Linked DNA regions of Mus musculus: regions 1 and 3 are each linked to region 2. Evidence: chromatin loops called from intact Hi-C (ENCODE). Cell type or tissue: left cerebral cortex. All regions are shown on one strand.

Region 1 (8,000 bases), 700 kb after region 2:
CAGGTGCTTCTCTGCCATTCGGTATTCCTCAGGTGAGAATTCTTTGTTCAGTTCTGAGCCCCATTTTTTAATGGGGTTATTTGATTTTCTGAAGTCCACCTTCTTGAGTTCTTTATATATGTTGGATATTAGTCCCCTATCTAATTTAGGATAGGTAAAGATCCTTTCCAATCTGTTGGTGGCCTTTTTGTCTTATTGATGGTGTCTTTTGCCTTGCAGAAACTTTGGAGTTTCATTAGGTCCCATTTGTCAATTCTCGATCTTACAGTACAAGCCATTGCTGTTCTGTTCAGGAATTTTTCCCCTGTGCCCATATCTTCAAGGCTTTTCCCCACTTTCTCCTCTATAAGTTTCAGTGTCTCTGGTATTATGTGAAGTTCCTTGATCCACTTAGATTTGACCTTAGTACAAGGAGATAAGTATGGATCGATTCGCATTCTTCTACATGATAACAACCAGTTGTGCCAGCACCAATTGTTGAAAATGCTGTCTTTCTTCCACTGGATGGTTTTAGCTCCCTTGTCGAAGATCAAGTGACCATAGGTGTGTGGGTTCATTTCTGGGTCTTCAATTCTATTCCATTGGTCTACTTGTCTGTCTCTATACCAGTACCATGCAGTTTTTATCACAATTGCTCTGTAGTAAAGCTTTAGGTCAGGCATGGTGATTCCACCAGAGGTTCTTTTATCCTTGAGAAGAGTTTTTGCCATCCTAGGTTTTTTGCTATTCCAGATGAATTTGCAAATTGCTCCTTCTAATTCATTGAAGAATTGAGTTGGAATTTTGATGGGGATTGCATTGAATCTGTAGATTGCTTTTGGCAAGATAGCCATTTTTACAATTTTGATCCTGCCAATCCATGAGCATGGGAGATCTTTCCATCTTCTGAGATCTTCTTTAATTTCTTTCTTCAGAGATTTGAAGTTTTTATCATACAGATATTTCACTTCCTTAGTTAGAGTCACGCCAAGATATTTTATATTATTTGTGACTATTGAGAAGGTTGTTGTTTCCCTAATTTCTTTCTCAGCCTGTTTATTCTTTGTATAGAGAAAGGCCATTGACTTGTTTGAGTTTATTTTATATCCAGCTACTTCACCGAAGCTGTTTATCAGGTTTAGGAGTTCTCTGGTAGAATTTTTAGGGTCACATATATACTATCATATCATCTGCAAAAAGTGATATTTTGACTTCCTCTTTTCCAATTTATATCCCCTTGATCTCCTTTTGTTGTCGAATTGCTCTGGCTAATACTTCAAGTACTATGTTGAAAAGATAGGGAGAAAGTGGGCAGCCTTGTCTAGTCCCTGATTTTAATAGTTATAGATGTGTGCTTTCCTTCTTAGTGTACTCTGAAACCATTATTAAAAGATTCACAAAAAATTGTTATAGCTCTGTCCTTGACAGAAAGCAGATGTTGCCATAGACACAGGCTTAAGTTTGTGAAACTATATAACAGGGTTAAAGATCTTGAGAAGTATGATTGGTGCCCATCAGCATAAAGGGGAATGGATCTTCAATGCTCCTGCCCATACTAAGACCCACCAAGCACAAATAACAGGCTAAGCCCTTTCATCCCTAATTGACAAGGACATAAACAATTTTACATTAGTTAAAAAAGTTTTTTTTTATTCTAAGTTTATTTTCTAATTATATATTCTCATGATTACAGATGTATGTGTAATTAAATACCATGTTTGGACATATAATGGTAATTCTTTATAATGATTATATTTATATAGTAAAATTAAATGAGAATACCTTTATATAGGGTTGTATTGTAGCAAGAAATGGAGTCTATAAACAACTGGTTTTATTTCTGTTTTAATGTAGCATGCTTTGAGCACCTTTTCTGTCTATTGTGTTTTTAAATTTTTCTTTAATTTTTTGAGACTATAATATAATTGCATAACTTTTGTCTTTTTTTTCTCTCTCCAAATCATTCCAAATATCCTCCTTGTTCTGTTTCAAAATCATGACCTGTTTTTCTTCAGTTGCTGTTTTATAGAGATTCACAAGCACACACACACACTCACTCACACACATTCATAAAAACACACACTTGTACACGCACACATTTACACACACATACACACACTAATAAATGCATAAGTAAGCATTCTCAGGCTTATAATATTACCTATATGTACATTTTTCAGGTCTGACCATTTAAGATAGTATAACTGATTAATGTGCTCTCAAAAGACTATTTCCCCTACTCTCAGAAATCATTGGATGTCTGTACTTCTTTGTGTGTAGTTGCATCATCTTGGGCTTTCCCATTCACTTTGCCATTTCTGCTGTTGTGTTCCTTATTCAGCCATTCATGGGCAATCATGTTAATGAGACCTAATGGGTATAGCTTCTGACATTCCTAGGAGACATGTTCTCACACCCAAATCTATTTTTCTGTTAAGATCCACCACTCCAAATTCATTTTGTCATTAGTATGGGTCCTCAAGCCCTTTATTCATCATCCAGTAATCCATAGACGAATAATGCTAAAGCATAAACATCAGAATCTGTAAATAGTCATGCGTGGTAAATGTCATTCCCACTTCCTGTTGAACTAAAAGTTATTTTTAAATGGGGATATTAGGTTAATGAAACACACCTCTTGGTGAATCTGCAAGGTCATATGCACAAGCAATTAGAACATAAGGGCATTGATTTAATGAAGTGTTTGATGGATTTGATATCTGAATACATTATTCAGACTTAAAGGAACTATGTTAGATGAAGCCAGGTTAGAGAGAATTTTGTTCCTTGGAACATTTCCTTAGAAGTTGTATTTTTCTGTGGCCGATTACTCTGTCTCCACCATCCTACTTTCTGTCCACGTGCCTAAGTCCTCCCTTTCATGATGGAGTGAAACCTTTCATACTAAGAAAAACAAAAATAGTCTTCCTCAAAATGTTTCTGGGGGGTCCTATGATCACAGAGGAATGAATCTAACACAATACTTCAGTTTGAACACATTGAGAGAGAGAAAGGGAACCCTTCATTTGCTTTTCTCTCTGTTTGTTTTTTTTTTTTTTATCATATTATGTTTGCTCACATCAGATGAATAAAATGATACCTATTCTTATTAGTAAGGCCATTTCTTCTCTCCTCAATGTACATCCACATCAACACTAATGTCCTTTGAAAACAGCCTTAGAAACATCCAGAAATAAAATTTTAATGGTTCTACCAGTACTACTAACCCAGATGACAGGAAACATGAGCTATTATTCTATTTCAAATTCTAGTATATGTTATAAGCAACTACAGTTCACATGTACTCACAACACAAATATTTCTTCTCCATTAAGTCTCATCAAACAGCTTTAATTGTTGGCTCCTGAGACACTGTGTCAAGTTAGACAATATCTATCAAGTGTCTGTGCAGCCTATTTTAAATCCTTCAGTGATAATAAACACACTATGTTCAAATGCAGTCTGTTCTATCCTTGGATAGTTCTGAGAGCTAGAAATGTTTCTATGCAGTACTATAATTGCATTTCCTGTCGCTGCTTACTTTGGTGCTTGTTCTGTGCCTTAAAGCACATAAAAGAGTTTTAATTACCCAGGAACAACGAGGAAACCTTGATTCCTGTCCAGGTCCACAAATCTGTTCTCTTCAAATCCAACACCTCATATCCTTGCAGTGTGGTGGGTGCGACATGTCTTCTGGACACAGCGCTGCCAAGTTTGCTCTTCTCACCCTGCTTGCTTTAACCATATGCACTGGTATTTCTGCTGCATGTCTTTTTGCTTTTAGTCACAAAGTGTTGAGCTCTGTTCTCCCATGACATCATTGCATGACTAGTTTGCCCAAGTAAAACAAGGTTTAATTAAATCTTAATGTTGTGCCCACTCTTTCCAGAGCTAACTGCTATTTTCACTTCCCCTGCCATTAGCAGAATACATAATGAGAGAGTGTGGAGCACAGAGTCAGCCCCTTGTACAGAGAGTAGCATTTTGTCACTCACTCACATTCTCTCACTGGGCTTACTTTTATGTCTCACTACAAGCAGCCTGGACGAAGAGATTATGTGTGTGTTTTCTTTTAGGATATGAAGCAGCACAGTATGAGAATATTATTTAGGAGTAAGTAAGGAAAGCGTTCAGTTAAAAACATGTCTAAGATTGAGCATGTAAATCTGATTTTAATCTCCTGAACCCACTGAAAAGAAAATATTTAAATGCGGAAGGAACCATGTGTCTTGGTAACCACCAATGGGAAAGCAGAGATAGATATTAAGATCAATGGGGCTCACTGCCTAGTCAGCCTTACCAAATCAGTGTGTGGGCAGCTGAGTGAGAGATTCTGTCTCAAGAATCAAGATAAAGACTGAATGAAGGCGATACCTTACCTCTGCATTCACATATACACAAACACACACAGATAAGTAAGTGTACAACCATCCACACCCACAATGGCATAGAAAAAATAGGGGACTAAACCACATGAGAATAAGAAATGGACAAAGGTCGTATTCAGTCCATCAGCTTTGGGAGTTTCTACTTCCACCTGCTGTCTGGTTGCTTTTTTTCCATGCGTACAAACTGTTCAAATGAAAATCTTTACTCTTCTATGCAAATAACCTATAAAATATTGTCTATTTACCCTGACATAAGTTCTTCATTGCTTTTGATTTTTAATGTCTGGCAAAGCAAACCAACTACCAACAACAAAATTACATAATTATACCACCAAGGTAACCTTGGGGTAACTAATTTTCCAATAGGGTCATAAATCTTCAAGAGTGATTTAAAAATTGGTGATCCCATAAGACTAGTATAACATCTGACCACCATTTCCCTACAAAAATATACTACAACCTATGAAACCATAGGTTGACATATTCACGCAGATTGGTAACAAATTCAGCTGTCTTCCAACCAAAGACAAATGTGAAAGTTACTAATTTACAAAGTGTGGATTTATAACACTAGCTCAATGAACAGCCAAACCTATATATTACTTTACATGTTAATATTGGCTATTATGTTATTTAACTCTCCTTATTTCCCTGATAAGTAAGAATTGTTGAGAGTGACTACATAGACCTAACTCCATTTCAGATAAACAAAACAAAACAGGTACAAAATTTGTCCATTCAAAGGTAACAGACCATGATAGTATAAAATAAAATATTTAGTTGCAAATGTCTCTATTTTCAATTTTCCTAATCAAATGGAATCATTTTATCATGTATATGGAGAGCGTTCAGTTTGTGTAGTTTTTGTCTACCAAATGAGTGAGTTTTCAAGCTCATTAGCATGTGTAAAGATGGTCACATCAGTTTACATAATGATTAGTTCTGTTGTTTTACTCAAAATAAAGCACCCACAATTACAATTTGAAAACAGAATAATTCTTAAAAAAATTTAAAAGTGTTGAATTCTTTATAGATCAAACATGAAAGTGATTAACTTATTTTCTTCATCTTTAGTGAAGCGGTTCCAGATTTGATGCATAGTGTAGAGAAGTATTTTTTTTTCAGTTGATATTGAATATATTAAATAATTAGGAAATGCACAAATAAAGAGTATAGGAGATTCACCACGGAAACCTAGCTCAGTGTATGGATAAATCTTAGCACATGTTAATTGAGTGAGTGGCTGATTTAAGGACTTGTTCAACCGAACTCTCAGTATTCAAGTCTAGGACATTTTACTGTTCTTCAATTTTTAACATACATCATAATTTCTATGATTCTAATAACTAATAGAGGTCCCTTTCCAGGTCTTTCATTTTCTGGGCTACAACTATGTAGCTCAATGAATTTGAAGCAAATTTCAGACACTGATATCTCTCATTTGGATCTTCACATGTGTTCATGAAAAATGACCACTCTATGCAGTCCAGTCACTTTACATGACCCCACAGGCAGAGGTTACAATACAGTCATGAGCAGCCTCTGATGGAAATGATGCTGACACAGCAGCTTTCTGAAAGGCTCTGTAGTGTAGTCAATAAAAGGCTCACATTTCTTCTGATGCCATTTCTAAAGCTGCTCCTTGGCAACAACAGTGAGCCTCTATTTGGAGACACAGGTACCTCTACCCTCTACACTCAGCATAGAATTTTTGCCACAATAGCCTCTGGCTTCAAAATCTTTTATTATTATTATTATTATTATTATTATTATTATTATTATTATTATCTTTAATCTCTTTTTATAGTCCAGTCATTATCCCCCTCCTGTTCCGCCCTCTGACATTTCCTCTTGGCATTCCCCATCCCTTGTCTCCAAGAAGATGTCCCCAATCCCCAGACTCCTCCCACACCATTCCCTGATTCCCAAGTCTCTCAAGGGTTAGGTGCATCTTCCCTCATTAAGGTCAGATCAGAGAATCCTCTAATGTATGTGTCAAGGGTCTTGGACCAGCTAATATATGCTGCCTGGTTGGTGGCTCGGTGTCTGAGAGATCTCAAGGTTCCAGGGTTGTTGAAACTGCTAGTCTTCCTATGAGGTTGCCCTCCTCCTCAACTCCTTCCATCCTTTCCCTAATTCAACCACAGGGATTCCCAACTTCAGACCTAAATACTAAAATACTTTTTTTATTAGATATTTTCTTTATTTACATTTCAAATGCTAACCCCTTTCCACATTTCCTCTCTGAAAATCCCCTCTCCTCTCCTCCCTCTCCCTGCTTCTGAACCCACCCACTCCTGCTTCCTGGTCCTGTCATTTCCCATTTTCTATGGGGCATAGAATCTTCACAAGACCAAGGGCCTCTCCTCTTATTGATGGCCTACTAGGCCATCTTTTGCTACATATGCAGCTAGAGACACGAGTCCCACCATGTGTTTATTTTAATTGGCAGTTTAGTCCCAGGGAGCTCTGGGGGTACTGGTTAGTTCATATTGTTGTTCCTCCTATAGGGCTGCAGACCCCTTCATCTCCTTGGGTACTTTCTCTAGCTCCATACTTCTTATATAGTCATGCTTGTAACTGTATTCAAGTACAAAACTTTTGTACAATCTATGCTCAGCATGCAATGGCATTCCATGAGTTCTCCTGAGGCAGACTGCACACTTAGAGTTGTTTCATGTACTTGTGATTTTTCTCTAATCAATGAATGTAGAATCACTAATAGATCACACTTGAGGTGCCACATACAGCTTAATGATTACTTTGGGCCTGTGATGTCCTTAAGTTGTATCACTATATAAACTGTGTCACAGTTCTAACCAAATTAGTTCACTTACACTGAGTACTGGTAATGTCAGTGAAAAACTTATTTCTAACATTTGAAGTGGCAATAAATGACACATTCAGCTGATTTTTAAAAAGCCATGTTTGATCCTAATGAACATCATTACTTTAGTGACCAGCAATTCTCAAATTAAAATAAATTAGTCACTATTTCTCAAATGTGGCTTTTCAAATAGCCTAATACATGTTCATTTAACCGATCATTACCTGATACCGGATCTCTTCTTTCTCGGGGTAAAATTGAAACTAGTGGGATTCTTATAATCTATCTTTTATATTGAATAAGCTTCAAGTTGAATATATTTTAAAGCCAAGGTCAGTTCTAGAATTCTACACTGTTGTTCACTCTGTCTGGGAAACAGTGCATCTTAATTTTTTTTTTTTTACAAGCTTGAATGGTTTCAAATTTAGATAGAGTCACAAATTCTTGCCAATCAGTGTATCATAAAAAGAAAATGTCAAGCTTTGAATCTAAAGAGTTGTATTTCATTGTAGGATTCATTCACTTCAGGGTTAAAAAAAATGTCCAAACACACAATGCTTACTAGAATATTAACCAATCAATTTCCAAATATTTTTGTTACTGTTTTATAGAGCTTTTCTTACTCAATAGTTCCTCCTCATGTATTATTAAAATTAGATTTCTGGTAGGGACCATGCCTTTGTTAATAATCTTGCTATCATAGGATCTAGTACTCTTCTTGAACATATTAGGTGTTTGTCTTAGTCAGGGTTTCGATTCCTGGACAAAACATCATGACCACGAAGCAAATTGGGGAGGAAAGGGTT
Region 2 (8,000 bases):
GCATTGAATCCAGTTCCTCTGAAGGAGAAGACAGTGGGCTCTTACCCATGGAACCATCTCTCTATCCCTTGAAATCACATCATAACAATGACATCTTTAATCCTCTGTTCAACCCAAGTCATATGCCATTATCAGTAGAGCTGTTGACTTGGAACATGGTCTCCACAGAGTATTGTATTTCACTTTCACCCCAGGTCTCAAGAATTAGAGTCATGAAGGATAATGTATGGTCCTTCTACTTATTAGCTGTGATTTTTAAGTTACATAGTCCCACCAAGTCTCTTTTCCTATGTAAAAATGCAGGCAATGATACTTACCTGTTTGTCAGTGAAGCCAGGAGGTAAACCACAATGAAGAGCAGGTATCCCAGCACATAGAACATAATGTTAACTAGGGTACTGGCATAAAGATAATAGAGAATTAATAATTTTAGAATTATAAGCACAAATCAACCATTGATATTTTTTTCCAAGGAAAGAGGCTAACACAGCATGGCTAGTTTATGTATCTTTTTTTTTTTTAAAGTAGATATGATGTGTCTGCCCTTTATTCATCCAACTGAGTGCCTTTCTGGTCTTTCCTCTTTAGAGTGAAAACCAAAAGCCACCAGCAGTTCCCTAATCCTGTGTCTATTTCTTCCTTTATTTCTTCAGTCTAAGGAGCAATGGCTACTACTTGAGATGAGAACTGTGGATTCAGAGTCTACTTGAAATGTACCATCTGGTTGGTTACGTTTCTCTCTGGGGTAAAAGACACCCACAGGGTGCTCTTTGAGTCACCCTTTCAAAGGCACACTGCCCACTGAGTGAGGAAAATATTTCCAGACGGAAGTCACCACCCTCAGCAGGTGGAGTCTCTCTTTTAGCGAGAGAAGGCTAATCTAGGCTGGATGGAAAGTTTTCAGGCCCTTCACTCCACTAGAATGTCTGATTGTTCCCACCAGAATCAGGTGAACTTCGCACCAGCCTTCTCTCATCTCCTCAACTCTGAGCGAGCACACATCTTTACTTGAAGTCAGCGGGAGCGCCCGGAGAAAGAGGAACATTTGGAAGTGGCAGATGAAAGGCTCCAGCATCAACTCATCCTTCTGTCTCCATGGTCTGGATGACTCTTCCTATTCAGTAGCAAATGCTGAGAAGTAATTATCTTTCCACTAGCTTGCTTTAAAATGCCAGGAGGTTATAAATATTCCCCTAGGAGTGAAACAGCTTGGAGATATAAAACAGGAAGTGAACGGAAAGGGTGGGTGAATGTCTTGTGATGCCAACCTCGAATTACAGGACACAAGCTTTTTATTTAACCAGTGAAGGTGTCTTGATTCCCTCTTCCAACTGAATGAAGTTGAAAGGAAAATTTACAAGATGTCTTAAAGTGCTAAACTATGTGAGTAACATAGGGGACCAACCTTTGTCACATGATAAGGGTAATGAGAATAAATAAAGTTGGTGTACAGTCCTGACCAATAAATAAGCAACAATGGGGAAAATATCAAATGAGCAATAATTTTCAAGAATTACTTCTTGAAATGTATGAAAGGATGTTTTAAGCAAAAGCTCTAGAGAAATAAATGTTAATGAGCTACAGAAAGGCTCAGTATTTGGAAGAAGAAGAAAGACAGGTCTCTAGCCTTGTGAATTACATAGTGCTGGTCAGAAAATACTGTATCATTTTCTGTCTAAACAGTGATAATGATATTGCAAGAAACTTGTGCTGATGTGTCCTCATCCCCATGGTACATAATGTAAAATTTACAGGTGAATAAATAAATATTTCCTTCTTTTCTTTCGGGCTATTGTATCAATGCATTCTATGTAAGTTTTTGTTCCAGTAATACTTATTTGTTAATCTCTTTTTCAAGGTTCTATGGCCAGTACCAGGACCTTTAGCAGTATTATGTATGTGTTTTACGTGGCTTATTTTTGAGTTCTCGCCGTTTTCATTTGAAGTTCTCTGACCCTGATGACAGTTAAAATATTGGTTTCCGCTGTGGCAACCTCAGGAAGTCCTAGATTGGTTCTAACCGAGAAGACATGACTATTGCTTACAAATATGGAGTTAAGGAAGAAGTCAAAACAAACAACAGACATTTGAGAAAGAATCTGCTGATTCAGTGTCATAGCATTTACCTCCATGACGAATCATGCACTACCAACCTTAAGGAAATCTTTGATGTATATATTTTATCACCAAAGAGTCCTACACTACTAAAGTCAATTGACCTCTTGATGAAGGTTCATCCATCTAGAGGAGATTTAATATCTTTTCCCTGGAATCCTGATTTCCCAGTGACAAACACACAAAGTGACATGGATTCTTCTTAACTCTTAATGAACTAACTGATCTTTTCATTTCTTTATTAAAATGCATATTGAATGCCTGTGTGATTTTTGCTTCATATCTTAGTCATAAACAAATATTTCAACACTATATTTTACTTTGTTCTTGTAGGCTTGTAATCCCAGCTATTTGCAAGGTTGATAAAGAAGGATCATGAATTCAATGGTTGTCTTGTGTTACAGTATGAATTCTAGGCTAGCCTTAATGACTTTCTCAGGTCCTATGTGGTGAGGTGGGATAGGAAGAGGGGGCAGAGAAGGATAGAATATATTCCTAGGTACTGCATTTGATTAACAGGCAGGGATACCCCATGTGATCTCAGTAATGCAGAAACATTAATGATGATATTGTACTGTCAGAAAGTTGTTGTAGTTTACAGCTACATGTCTTTATTCTCACTCCCTCCATCTGCACAAAGGACATAAGAATAGGAGTGTTTCCTCAAAGTTTAGTAAATAATGCACAAAGCCACATAGTCTGACCCACAGCAAGATGGATATAAAAGGTACTGTATTATGGTCCATTTTTAAAACTCGGTGGAAGGAAAAAATAATTCCAGCTTCCTCACTTAGTAAGTCTGAAGAATAGCAGAAATATTTACTATCTTCCAAAACAGACAACACTAACTACAGCATTTTTTGAGCAGAGGACAAGAAGTTCTCTTCACAACTCAATCGTCTCTTCTTTCTATACACAATGGTCATGTGTGAAGGCAAGAATGAACTAAGACTCTTTTCACATTCCTTCCTATGATATTCCTAGGTGGAATGAGCTGCATTATGCTAATGCAATCCCGAGCAATTATGTATAATCAGAATGAACTGTGTAATCCTAATGCTCTTCCAGGCACTTACGGACTAGGAGAAAGAAAGGATCCACCTCATTAGGTTAACTATTCTGATTCACATAGTCTTTTTATTCCAAAAGAGATCAATTGTACACAATTTTATAAAGTTTCTATAAGCATTTTATAGAGCCAAGAAGTGAAAATCCGATGGCTGCTGATCTTGAGCACAGTAAGGGACAAGCTAGGACCTCTTTTCATCTCCTGTTTCACAACTACTGTCTGTGCTGATTAGAACCAGGTGATGTCTTTCCATGTGTTAAGAACTAAAGGACAGCTGTTCACTTACTTCTTATCTTCCCATGGCCCATGATTTCTGATGAATTGTGTATTTCTAAATTCATTCCTTCACACAGGGCAGAAACATTTATCTAAAGAAAAACAAGCATCTCTGTGATAGACACAAATTAAAATGGGAAATATGGGTCAGTAAGATACTCCAACTAAGATTCTACTGCCCATTAGCAAACTGGATATTTCATTACAGAGCTCTCTGGAGATTTAAGAGGAAAAATAATGTGGGTGAGCCATAGAAAAATATTAGAGAGAAAATGGTATAAAAAGGAGCTTTGGGGAGGTGGAGAGACCAGAGCTGTGGCAAGGAAATGTGCATTAGACAGTGAATTATGTTTCAATTTTAATCTTCCCACCTACATTCCTTATGCTCTCTCCATGTGGCTCATTTTTGCTCTGACTTTTAAGTGAAAAAACTTAAAATTGTAAATTAGGGAAGATCTTGTTTTGTGTCGGAGCATAGTTAACTGAGGAGGCACAGAGCTTAAGACTCACTGATTATTCTGATCATATGACAAATGGACCTTTGAGTAAATCCAGGGGTGCTGCACCTGCGTTTTATTCCCATAAAATGCCTTTGCAACCATTCAGAAGCACATGATAACTACATTCTGGGCATTTCAGGAACACAGCAGATGTGCTTCCGTCCTGGAGCAAGGACCCCATTCTGTATCATAGAGGAAAATTCAAGACAAAGCAAAGAAAAAGCCCAAGACCTTCCAGTAGCGACACATTAAGTGAAGAGAGTATAGCTACGTATCGTCTTTCATTTAGGCCGTTGTGTTAGGCAATCTAAGTAAATAACTGTATTGTTCATTTTCCTTTTATCTTTAATATTATTATTCTGTTTTGGTGAGGTGCCCATGCCACAGCATGCATCTAGACGTGAGATGACAACCTGGGAAGATTAGTCTCCCCCCCCTCTCCTATGAGTTCCTGGGGTGGAACTCAGGTCACTGGGTTTTTGCAGCAAATACCCCCTAAGCCATCTCATCTGACACAGTTTTTTTTATCATATTTTTATTGGTTAAATTATTCATCAACATGATGTAAATGTTAAAGACTGGGAAATCAAATGCATATAAAATCTGGAAGCTTACATATATGTTAATATATGGTGTTCTGGGAGTTATAACTATGTGGATATGTGTATTTAAATGTAGAGGTAGAGAAAAGTGTGTGAGTCTGAGGGTATGCTTCTTATCACACTTGGATTCTGAGTGTAAATATGTAAGTGGGGATATGAGAATATTTGAATGTATAAATAAATTTGGAATTGTATGAGTAGGGGAGTGTACAAGTTTGCGTGCATGTGTATGTACGTGCATATGTATATATGATTTGGGATTGCTGTAATTTCTAAATGGTATAATAAAGTGATAATGCCTTGTAAAATCTAAAGTGGCATTTAATTCTACTTCATCATGATACACTCTTACAGAGAACACACAATTTAAAAGTTTAAAAAGTAAAGCAGTGCTTTAAGGATATGAAAAGGCAGACCATGAATTTGTAAGAAAGCAAGAGGGGAATATGGGAGGTTTGGGGGGAATAAACGAAAGGAGAAATGATGTAATTAAATTATAATTTTAAAAAAAGATATAAGACACATTAGCTCCTTAGAACTTCAGTGTACATTCAAGGGCATGAAATATCAAAGAAGATTCATACTTACTTAGTCAGATGGAATGCCTCCTATAGAGTTGAGTCAATTTCAGACCTTTTGAATTTCTAAAATGACATTTTTTTGCTTAAATTGGGACTGTTTTAAGGAAAACTATGTTTGGCATTTTAGTTTCAGATTGGGAACTTCCGAATGAAGCTGATTATTTTCCTTAATGTAAAGCTTTTCTTTTGCCCATATGAATGCCCCAAATTCTAATCAGAGGTTACACTGTCCAGACAGTTCCCACAATATAATGTTCATTTCTGTCAACAATTCTCATGCAGACTGCTCTTCAAAGGACAACAATGAATTAAGTCAATAAAACTTTGACTAATTTATGGCTACAAGTAAAATCTTTATAAATTTATATGTATGCATATTTCTATAATTAGAACTTGTGAAATCCATACAGATTCCAGTAAAGCTTGCTTATTATGTGTCTGTATTTGTTACATTTCTGTTGTTGGGGCAAAAGCAAAAATAGCAACAACAGCAACAACAAACACTTGACCAAAAGCAACCCAGAAGAAGGGTTTCTCTCGGTTTCTTGTTCCAGATGGATAAGAGTCCATCATGGGGGAGAAGCATGGCAGTGTGTATCAGGCCTAGCAGCAGGAAGGAGAAGCTGAGAGCCACATCTCAACCATGAGAACAAAGCAGAGAGAGCAAACAAAAAGTGACAGGGAGCTTTTAATCTCAAAGCCTGTCCTCCAGTGATGTACTTCCTCCAACAAGGCTACACCTGCACCTCCCAAAACAGGGCTACCAACTAGAAACAGAGTGTTCAAATGAATGAGACTGAGGTAGCATCTCTCTTTCAAGCCATGATATCATCCTGACTTGTACAATACATTATTGATATTTCTTTCAAAAGCTTGATAGCAGGCAACCATAACTACTTTGAGGTCAAGACTCCTCCATGCCAGTGATAGCATTTCACAGCCTTCCCTCCTATCTCCTTGTTCTTACTTCTTTTCAAACCCTCTTGATGATGACCTATGAGCCCTAGAAGGGATGACGTGAGTATACTGTTGTGATTCATTATCACTTACTCTCAGCATGTAGAGCAGACACGTCTTTACATTTATTGCAAACAGACTTCTTCCATGAGTTTTAAAAAAACAAAAACAAAAACAAAGGAACAAAAAGACATGAATGTGGGAAAGAAACTAGTGGGGAGATGTTAAACTAGTATTAGAGGTAGGAGAGACATTAGAGAAGAAGGGCACTATTGGAGTCAGATTGTACTTTACACAAATAAGAAAATTTCCAAGATGAAACTCAATAAAAGTTATAAAAATTGATAGCCTTTGTTTTGAGAAGGAAACATATAGAAGCAGACCTAAAATTTTATATAGAATACCCAAGGAATAAACAATCTTCTCAAAACAGCTCAAGTATGAGTATACAGAGGTCCAAGACCTCTGAATATTCTCTCTAGCCATCTTTAAAACTCCTTCACACAAGCAGAAACTGAGGCCAAAATATCAATGAAGTCATAGATGCCAGAAGAGAAATAATAGAGCATACTGAGCTATGTAGCAAGTTGAAAGCCCACAAGCCATCTACTTTCATTGAGTCAATTGAAAACAGATAAGAAAGAAAGCCAGGGCTTTTCATTTCCTGTCAAAAGGAATTTAAAATATTCATTGTCTTTAATTTTAAATAGTGACAAAATTATTTAAATTATTAACAAAATGTTGGACTAGCCAGAAAAAACCTAATAGTTGTTCACTTTTGATTATACATTGAGATTTTTGTCTCTCTGTCAAACATATTTCATATGTTTTCTGATGGTGTCATAAATACCACAAATATTCCTTAAGTGTGGCCCATCCAAAACCCTTGCCCAAGCTCTCTAAAATGCACACAGGTGAGAGTAAGAATGTTTGACAGCTCTGAATTAAATAAGCACTCTTAAAATAAAATACAGATGAAAAATGTTTCTGGAGAAAGCACTTAATAGTAGGGAAAAAAAAAGAAGAGCAAAACAATAAAAACACTGCTTTGAGTTCTCTGAAACTTACTTCAATTCTACTATGTTAACTAGCCTGGCCTGGCATGCAGTGTGCTCGGCTTCCTGTGGAGTCCATGACTGTTTTCTGTATAGTTGCTCTAAAGTCTGTTATTAGTATTTGAGGAGTGATGTTAGGGATGCTTATACTGCACTAGGGAACACCAGGATACTGTCAAAGGAGAGGAAGAAGAAAAGCAGGTGTCATGTAGAAGCTACTGCAATTGGGAAGACTTCCATATAGAAGTCAATCCAGATACAGAGATGACTGACGGCTAAGGAAAAGAGGAGGGGTACAGTGGGTGGGAAAAGCAGAAAAGAGATAAGTTAAGAGAGTAAAGAGATATGCAGAGATTGTCTAAAGTGATTTGACAGGATCATTGGTGAGGGCAATCAGGGGCAAGCTGATGATCACTTGGGAGATAGGCAGCCAACAAATTCAATCATGTATTAACCCAGGAAAGGTGAACATAAAAACTTAAAGTTTGAAATCTAATTAAAATGAGAACCAGAAGTGCTTGAACACAGCTTTGTCTAAAAGAGAGTGAAATTTGATGGCAAGGCAGAGAATTTAATTTGGTGCCTCTTCAAATCTCCCATTACTATGATGGCTGTGCCGTTCAGGGGAGGTTGCCTTCCAGCTAGAGTCTTCACAGTGTTAGTGGTCTGTCCACACACAGCTTACCCTATGTGTGAAAGCATCCAGTGTGTTCAAAAAGAACAGCATGTTTAAATACTATTCTATTCGTTCCCTTGACATAGTTTAGGGACATTATTTAAAATTTCTATAGTCTTCTCTCACTAGTAGGTACCTATCACAAAAGACATGTAACAGAATCACTAAC
Region 3 (8,000 bases), 99 kb before region 2:
GTGCTTGTGGATACATGTTAGAACATAAAATTTTAACTAATGATTGTTTCTGACCCCAAGGAGTTTACATTAAATTATGAATTGATATTTGTGTTAAAATAAGAAATTCTATCCCAATTTTGCTCTTGTTTTATAACCGTAGAAATCACTAAGCAGAGACTGGGGAAAGCCAATATAGAATATGCATTGTTGTATCAAGTTTTAAAGATCAAACAGTTTTAATATATATTTTTATGCAATGTTCAACATTGAATAATTTATATGTCATATTGTATTTTGTGCTACAAGGTAAGATTGATTATTATGCTTTTTAAAGCTAAATAAATGAAAACTTAAAGTCCATATTTCATTAATTTAAGATGACAGTATTAGAACTGATGCAAACCCAAAGTTTTGTGACTCTGTTTAAATTATTAACAACTACAAGTCAACGGAGGGTCTACAGAGGTTTAACTGAATAATGTGAAGTTAAACATTGTAGAATATGTTGCATCTGTTAGTTTCCATGGAGATCCTAGGTAAATGCTAGCAATCATTTTGAGTAGTAGAGGAGGAAGTTTATAAGCTACATGTCTTAGAAGAAATTTCAACTCTCTGAGCTACAAGTTCCCTGCAAGTGACAATGTTAATAATGTTTGCCTCACCTCTTGGTTGTGGACATAAAGTGAGTCTGTCTAACATGCTAAATGTAGCACATAGAGCAGAGTAAATGTTCCTTTTCAAATCTACTAAACAATTTCCTTTCAGTCAGAGAAAAAAAATCTGTGATCTGTATCAAAGTAATACCTTTGAATTATAAGTAAAATGGAGATCACCGAGATGTTTAGTAAATGATATTCATACTTCCTGATTAGATTTTAAATTAGTTTAAAAATGGGCAAGATGAGGAAACAATATTGGAATGATAAAAGAATAATACATTCATTTTCTTGATGGTGAAGGTAATTTTTAATTTTTTTATTACATATTTTCTTCATTTATATTTCAAATGCTATCCTGAAAGTCCTAAAACCTGTAAAGATGTTTTATCCTCACCTCTCACTTGCAAAGCTAAAGGTGATACTAGGGGGTTGTTTATAACATGGAAGAAAATTAGGGAATCAGGGTTCTTGGTAAATAACAATATGCATGAATATTATACCCAGTGTAAAATCTACAAAAATTTCCCATATGGGAAGCAAAACTGCATAATGAGGACTAGAGAAGACATTCATATTCCTGTCTTTCTTATCAATAGAAGAAAATATTAGAAGTAAATTAAAATTGTTCCATTTAACCATAGGGTGTAGTGAGCTTGATGTGTTTTGTATTGATATCCCATTGGTTGAACTATCCACACTTGCTAGTAACACCTTCTATGAGTTTTGGACAAGCCATTTGATGGTAAAATTTAGAAAAATTTATTGTTCTAAGTTAAATGATGAGATCATAATATACGAATTGAGAGAAACAAAGTAAATTATTTTATGTTAACAGAAAGTAAACTAAAATTAAAGTAAATATAAATTGATAATTTGTACTTGAATCAATATAGAGGAAAATCTGTTCAGGACACCGAATATCAATGGAGGCACTTGCCACCCTTTTTCAAAAAAGAAGAGAGAATGAGGCTGACCATCTCAACAGCATGTGCTGGACCAGGGGTACAGTAAATTCTGTGGCCATTTCTGCATTTGACCAACAGCATTCATCATTGTAAAGAAGGCAGTCATGCACCTTTCTTGCATTTGTCGTGAGTTTCACTGCAGTTTTTTTTCCTCAGTGGATCCCATCTACTGATAACTTTCAGAAATTTCTCACAATCTATTTTAAAATGCTGTTTTTAAACTGGTATATAACGTCATGGCTAAGGACATGTGCTTTAAAATCACAGACAGAAATGTGGATCTAAGGTTTGATGGAGATTTAACAAACACATGTGACTCTGCACTCTCTCCATAGATTATAAAAAGAGTAGATGTATTCAAATGTGATTGCAGTATCTGATGTAATACAACCAATGTTCTACTATGGTACAAACAAGGAGCATTATATTCACTTGAACACCCTGTAGAATTCAACCTAGCTGCCTGGGCTCAGCCTATCTATTCGAGTCAACATTCTTCAATATTTTAGTTTCCATTCATAGACTTAGAGTGCACATGTGAAAATAAGCAAACAAAGATGTCAAACTCCAATTCAGATATAAAACAGTGTCCTATTTCTTTTCTCTGTGTATATAATTTTATCTGTCCTGTGATATAGATGTCATTAATAGAAAGCTGACAAGGCACAAAAATGTGTCTTTCACCTTAGAAGCAATAGAAGATAGTTTATTCTAGTATCAAATATGGCCATGAACACAGCTTTAGATTACACCCAGTACAGTGTCCCTGCATGGTACTTGTCATATTTTTAACAATAACAGCATGAAAAAATTTCAGATGTCAAAAATGCTTTTCAAATCTTTTGTTTGGTGCATTAGGCAAATTACAGCCAAGTGGGAAATGTCTTGCCCTCAGATTCTATTTGATCACAGAGTTAGCTTTTGACTTGATGGAATCTATTTATATATTCCAAAATTATTTACCTAATGCTCACAAGGATGTTAGGTCACACACAGAGGTGAGAAGTATAATAGCTATTTAGGCTTTAATAACTCAAGAACTTTGAACTTTGGACATGCAACATTCCGACATTTCATAATAATTAAATTTTGGATCAGTGAGTCTGTTTTGAAGATGTAAATGATTGTTGTTTTCTGGGAATGTCAGCAAGTTTTTACAAAATACAAGACTTTTCATAGAAGATCAAAGGAGCTCAATTATATTATTTGTTATTTCTGCCAATATTGTGTTTGACCAATATAAATATATTTAGAACAGAAAGGTATTGTTAAGAGTATAAGGAGATAGTTTACTAGTTAAAGCACTAACCACTAAATAAATAGGACCAGAGTTAGAATCCCCATCACCAATAAAATGACAGGTGAGTGTAGTGACCCTTCTGTAATTTGAACCTCAGAAAGTATAGACAGTGTATTCCCTGAGCAGTTTTTTATCAGAAGACCCATAACTCGAGGAATTACTTGGAAGATTACATGTAAACACACGAGGAATGCACCAGAACTTGTATTCATGTTCATATATGTGCACAACCTACAGGTGAACACCAATGACAATCAATCAATCACTCAAACAAGCAATAGTTAGGTGCAGTGATAACACTGAGTCCACTGCATTTTCCATGGCTCTTTCTTGCTGCAGTTATTAGAAAGACTATAGATGAACTAAACAGTCTTCATGGTCTGGCATCCCTAGTTTCCCTAGCATTTTTTTTCAATTAACCATCCTTCAGTCAACCTCCAGTCCAGTCTGTCTGATCTGTTAGGCAATCATTATATGCATTAGTTATCTTCTTAAAGGCCATTGCATTTATCGTGCCTAGGTTAATTTCCCCATTCCTTACTCCTTCCTTGATGCCATGTGCATTTCTTGAGAGTGAGTTATTTACTCCTGAAAGAAAGTTGCTTCTTACAGTTATGGAGATTCAGAAGTCCAAAATTAAAGCAGAAGCAGGTTCAGGAACTACTCAGCTCCCTGCTTCAAGATCGTGACTCAAACCTTTCCACCTCCATATGGAAGCAGGGGAGCAGCCTATGTTGCCCTCACATTGTGAGAGAAGATGAGAGCTCACACTCTTCCTTTTCATACCAGCATTAAGCCGTCAGGACTAAAACATCTACAATATCCCATCATCTAACACTGTTGCACTGGTGAGTTCCAATTTGTTTTGATGGTGATCAAAGCATAAAATCATGCTACCCAAAGAGGCCCTATGTCTTTAATTACCTCAACTTATTTAAGTCTCAACTCTTACATCTCATTACATCTAACACAATTACCACAGTTAACACTGAAGCCTCCTCCCCTGATTCTCAAGCCCCTTTGTTATTGTACCTTTCTTGATTTCCATAGTCTCTTCCATCCTGGATGAGAAATTTTATTTATTTAATGTAGTCATATCAGCTTAATAAAGTCACGGCATTAATCTCTGGTTAATTGTATTACCTACAATGCTTTAAAGAGTGCCCGCCTCCTGGTAGTTGCAAAATTCTTTGTCATATAAAATAAAGGGGAATTTATCACTGTAAGGTAGAATTTCTTTTGGCCTGTTTATAGAAAAGGAAACTGGTCACTAAGTTCCTGATCCTCTGTTTCCATTGTGAGATAATAAGGGATGAATCCATTTCTGTCTGCTTTCGAAAAAAACAAACAAAAAAAAGATATTTCTCAGTATCTAGACAAGAGTTATGACAGGATTACATCTAAAATAGTTAGTACGAGATGCTTAGAGCCTATATGGGGGCAATGCAAGTAATCACGTCCCTCACTCAGCTTATCAGGTCTTGCTTCGTGTGACTGCATTGATGTTTGTGCACACACACATGTGCTACTGTTCCTTCTATTGCTTTGATCTTTTCTAACAAGTCTGTTTATTTTTGCTTTGCGTAGATGGGTCCGTGGGTTTTACAAAGAGTTGATTCAGATCATTAAATCCTACACAAGGCTGAATAACAAAGCAGAAAAATCTGTCGACAAAATGCTAAAACCCTTCCTCTGACTCAGAACCTCTCTTTTCTCACTCTTTGAGTCATCCTGTGGAAGATGGCTTTATTTGTTTGATTCTAGATTTATGGCTCAGTATTCCCAAAATGGATGTGTGCTAAGATGAAGCATTTGTTTAGTGAGAAGGATCATATTTTAATTTGTAAAACCATAAAAAGCTTAAACCACTGCCTCAATTTAGGAGAGAGGAGAGGAGGAAGGAGAGAAAGGAGGAGGAATGAGCGAAATGAGGAGATAATGGGGAGGTGGGGAGAAGATGGGAGAGAACTGTACCAAGAATGAATAAAAGAGAAACACAGAAAGACAGTGATGAGAGAGGATGTCCCCTGGAGTTTTACTTGTTAGGATAAAACAGTTGAAAAAAACTATTTAAAGAAGACAGCATTTATCTTGTATCACAGTTACAGTCAATCATGGCAGCTTTCAGGCAGCTGCTACCATTGTACCCATATGGAGAGAGAACTAGAGAAGGGGAGAGGGTGGGAGGGAAGGAGAAAGAAGAGAGAAGAGAGGAGAGGAGAGCAGAGGAGAGGAGAGGAGAGGAGAGGAGAGGAGAGGAGAGGAGAGGAGAGGAGAGGCTAGTGCTCACCTCTTTTCTTCTTTGAATTCAGTACACAGTCTCAGTTCTCAGAATGGTGGCACTCTTTTAAGGTGAATTGTTCCCATTAAATGTTATCTAGAAGGCCCCATACAGACATGACCAGAGGTTGAATATCTAAGTGATTTGATATCACTTCAGTTTGAAAATCAGAGTTAACCAACACATTAGATATTCTGCTTTACTTTGTAGCTTACAGTAAGCTTTTGAAAGGAAAAGTAATACTGTCTACATTAGGAAGGTCAGATTAGAGAAGGGGAAAACACATTTTATGGTGTTCTCCTGTATCCTATGAACTGGTTATGTCCTCGGTTATGTAATAATTTATCTTCTGTCAGAGATCATCTTTTGAGGTGGGAAAACACAAGGCTGCTTTCTGTATTGGAACACCATGTGGGGTAATGGTGAATTAATCCATTTCTTCCAGGAGTCAAATAACATTGTCCATCATCTCCTCTCCTTTCTTCTCCCCTCTTCTCCTCTCTCCATTCCCATCATCTTGACTCCCCTCCCATCTTTCCTCTCTTCTCCTTTCCTCCTCTAAAGCTTCTTGTGTGTGGTATATTCATGAATATGGAAACATTTATCCATATACTTAGCGGTGGAAGTTCAGAGAACATCACATTATCATCAATCACTGTTTTGACAGTGTTTCTCCCTGAATTTGTGTCTCCCCTTTGATTTGGGCTGGCTAGTTTATAAGACCCTAGTGGTATGGTTACAAATATGCTCTACCCACTCAGCATTTACATGGGTGATCGGGATCTAAACACAGAGAACTCTATGTTTTCACAACAGTTACCAACAGACTCATTTCCTTAGGCCTGCCAATTTTTCTTCATCAACTTTAATGTCTCAATACCTGAACTCATCTTAATAGAGTACTCTGAGGGTGTGATGGAGTTTCAAGATAAATCACAATAACACAGGATGTGTGAAAAATATGTTATTTTGTTCTAGATTTATTTTTAATTATGTGTCAGTGTGTATATTTGTATGTAGATAGGTGCTGTGGAAGCCAGCTCTTTCAGATCCCCTGAAACTTGAGTTACAGATATGAGGCACCTGATGTGGTCCTTGTAAATAGAACTCAGCACCTCTGGAAAGTCAGCAAGTGCTTTTAATCTCTGATCCATCTTCCCAGCCTCAAAAATATGTTTGTGGTGAAAGGAATTTGAAGGAGGTTTCATAGACATGTTTCTTGCAAACATATAATTCTTAGCTTCGAAGTGAGTAGAAACGTTGGGGCTGCGACGGTCCATGATTCATCCTTTGGGTTATATACTGCAAAGATATTGATAGGAATCGTGCAAAGACTTCACCTAAGCTGGTGTTGGCAAGGCTATAGGAGCTGTCTCTAGAACTTACATTGTCTACTTAGAGCAAAGCTCAGAAAGACAGCAGAACTGAAAGATGATCTTTACACAGAGAGATGCACATATATTGCCTACTCTAACTATATTTTTCATTTTGATACTGACTAGACCACACTACCAAGTACCTTTCTATTGTAATATTATAGAAAGTTTTTTTATGTCTAACTATTTAGAATCTATTTTCTTTTTCTGAAACTGAATTTCCCCTTTATCATATAAAATTGCCCCAAGAAACAACCAGGATAATGTCATTGTTCAAATTTATGAATCTACAGACTTTAAGATGAACACATTCTGCTTTTGTATTGTAAATCATACCGCTTAGTTTTCAATGTAGGAAGGACCATTCAGAGACTGCCTCACCTGGGGATAAATCACATATACAATCACCAAACCCAGAGAGTTTTATTGATGCCAACAAGTGCTTGCTGACAGAAGCCTGTTATAGCTGTCTCCTGAGAGGCTCCACCAGTGCCTGACCAATGCAGAGGTGGATGCTCACAGCCTACCATTGGACTGAGCAAAGGGTCCCCAGTGAAGGATCTAGAGAAAGGACCCAAGGATCCAATGGGTTTGCAGGCCCATAGGAGGAACAACAATATGAAATAACCAGTACCCCTAGAGCTCCTTGGGACTAAACTACTAATCAAAGAAAACACATGGTGTAACTGGTGGCTCTAGCTGCATATGTAGCAGAGGATGGCCTAGTTGGTCATCAATGGGAGGAGAGGCCCTAGGTCCTGTGAAGGTTCTATGCCCCAGTATAGAGGAATGCCAGGGCCAGGATGAGGAGTGGGTGGGTTGGGGAACAGGAGGAGGGAGGAGAGGATAGAGGATATTCTTCGGAGGGGAAACTAGATAAGGGGATAACATTTGAAATGTAAATAAAGAAAATATCTAATAAAAATTTACTATTTTCAAAAAGGAAAAAAAAAGCATAAATTTTTAATTCACTTAATGAGGAATCACACAAAACCCTTATGCTTTTGAAAGGTTTTATTAGATCTTTGTAATTCAATTTAATTTACTTCACCAAATATTTTCTAAGCATATTTTCACAGGCAGACATTATATATTGTCCTAGGGGAAGAATATAAACACAATATGGTCCTCTTTCTTTAGGTGTGGGACTTTTATATAAATTAGAAGTATCTTATGATAACTGCAATAATGAAATTAAGTACATAGAAACCATAGGATGTATTCTAAAGAATGAGGTTATAATTTTTTTTTTATAAAAAATTTCCTGATCAACACACACACACACACACACACACACACACACACACACAAACACAAGGCCAGGGTTAATGCTATATTTTTGATGGTACTATAGAAATTATCATAACCTTGGTAGCATTAAACAGCAAAGCTGTATTCTGTCATAATTCTAGAGACCAGAAGTCTGAGAATTAAAGT

The links. A loop is a pair of places that touch in the nucleus more often than their neighbours do. Peaks named below come from ENCODE experiments on the same cell type or tissue, not always from the same donor. Only the 100,000 strongest peaks of a DNase experiment are listed, where the experiment ranks them.
Region 1: it touches region 2 in a loop (18-fold over the local background); 2 of 42 quality-filtered maps call a loop at or near these places.
Region 3: a loop joins it to region 2, with 15 times the contacts of the local background. A loop is called at or near these places in 3 of 42 quality-filtered maps.

What each region holds. Positions count from the first base shown.
Region 1 is chr2:97,410,929-97,418,928 of GRCm38, forward strand. The region is part of intron 4 of Lrrc4c (leucine rich repeat containing 4C); the gene reads left to right. Among named protein-coding and RNA genes, the nearest start is that of Gm22313, 180 kb to the left of the region's middle. In left cerebral cortex, no CTCF peak of the experiment used is centred here; a DNase peak (open chromatin) is centred at 3,669; H3K27ac peaks cover 1,176 bases.
Region 2 is chr2:96,713,721-96,721,720 of GRCm38, forward strand. All of the region lies in intron 2 of Lrrc4c (leucine rich repeat containing 4C), which reads left to right. Among named protein-coding and RNA genes, the nearest start is that of Lrrc4c, 400 kb to the left of the region's middle. In left cerebral cortex, no CTCF peak of the experiment used is centred here; DNase peaks (open chromatin) are centred at 843, 1,075 and 3,842; H3K27ac peaks cover 5,457 bases.
Region 3 is chr2:96,614,408-96,622,407 of GRCm38, forward strand. All of the region lies in intron 2 of Lrrc4c (leucine rich repeat containing 4C), which reads left to right. Among named protein-coding and RNA genes, the nearest start is that of Lrrc4c, 300 kb to the left of the region's middle. In left cerebral cortex, no CTCF peak of the experiment used is centred here; DNase peaks (open chromatin) are centred at 3,652 and 4,595; H3K27ac peaks cover 2,886 bases.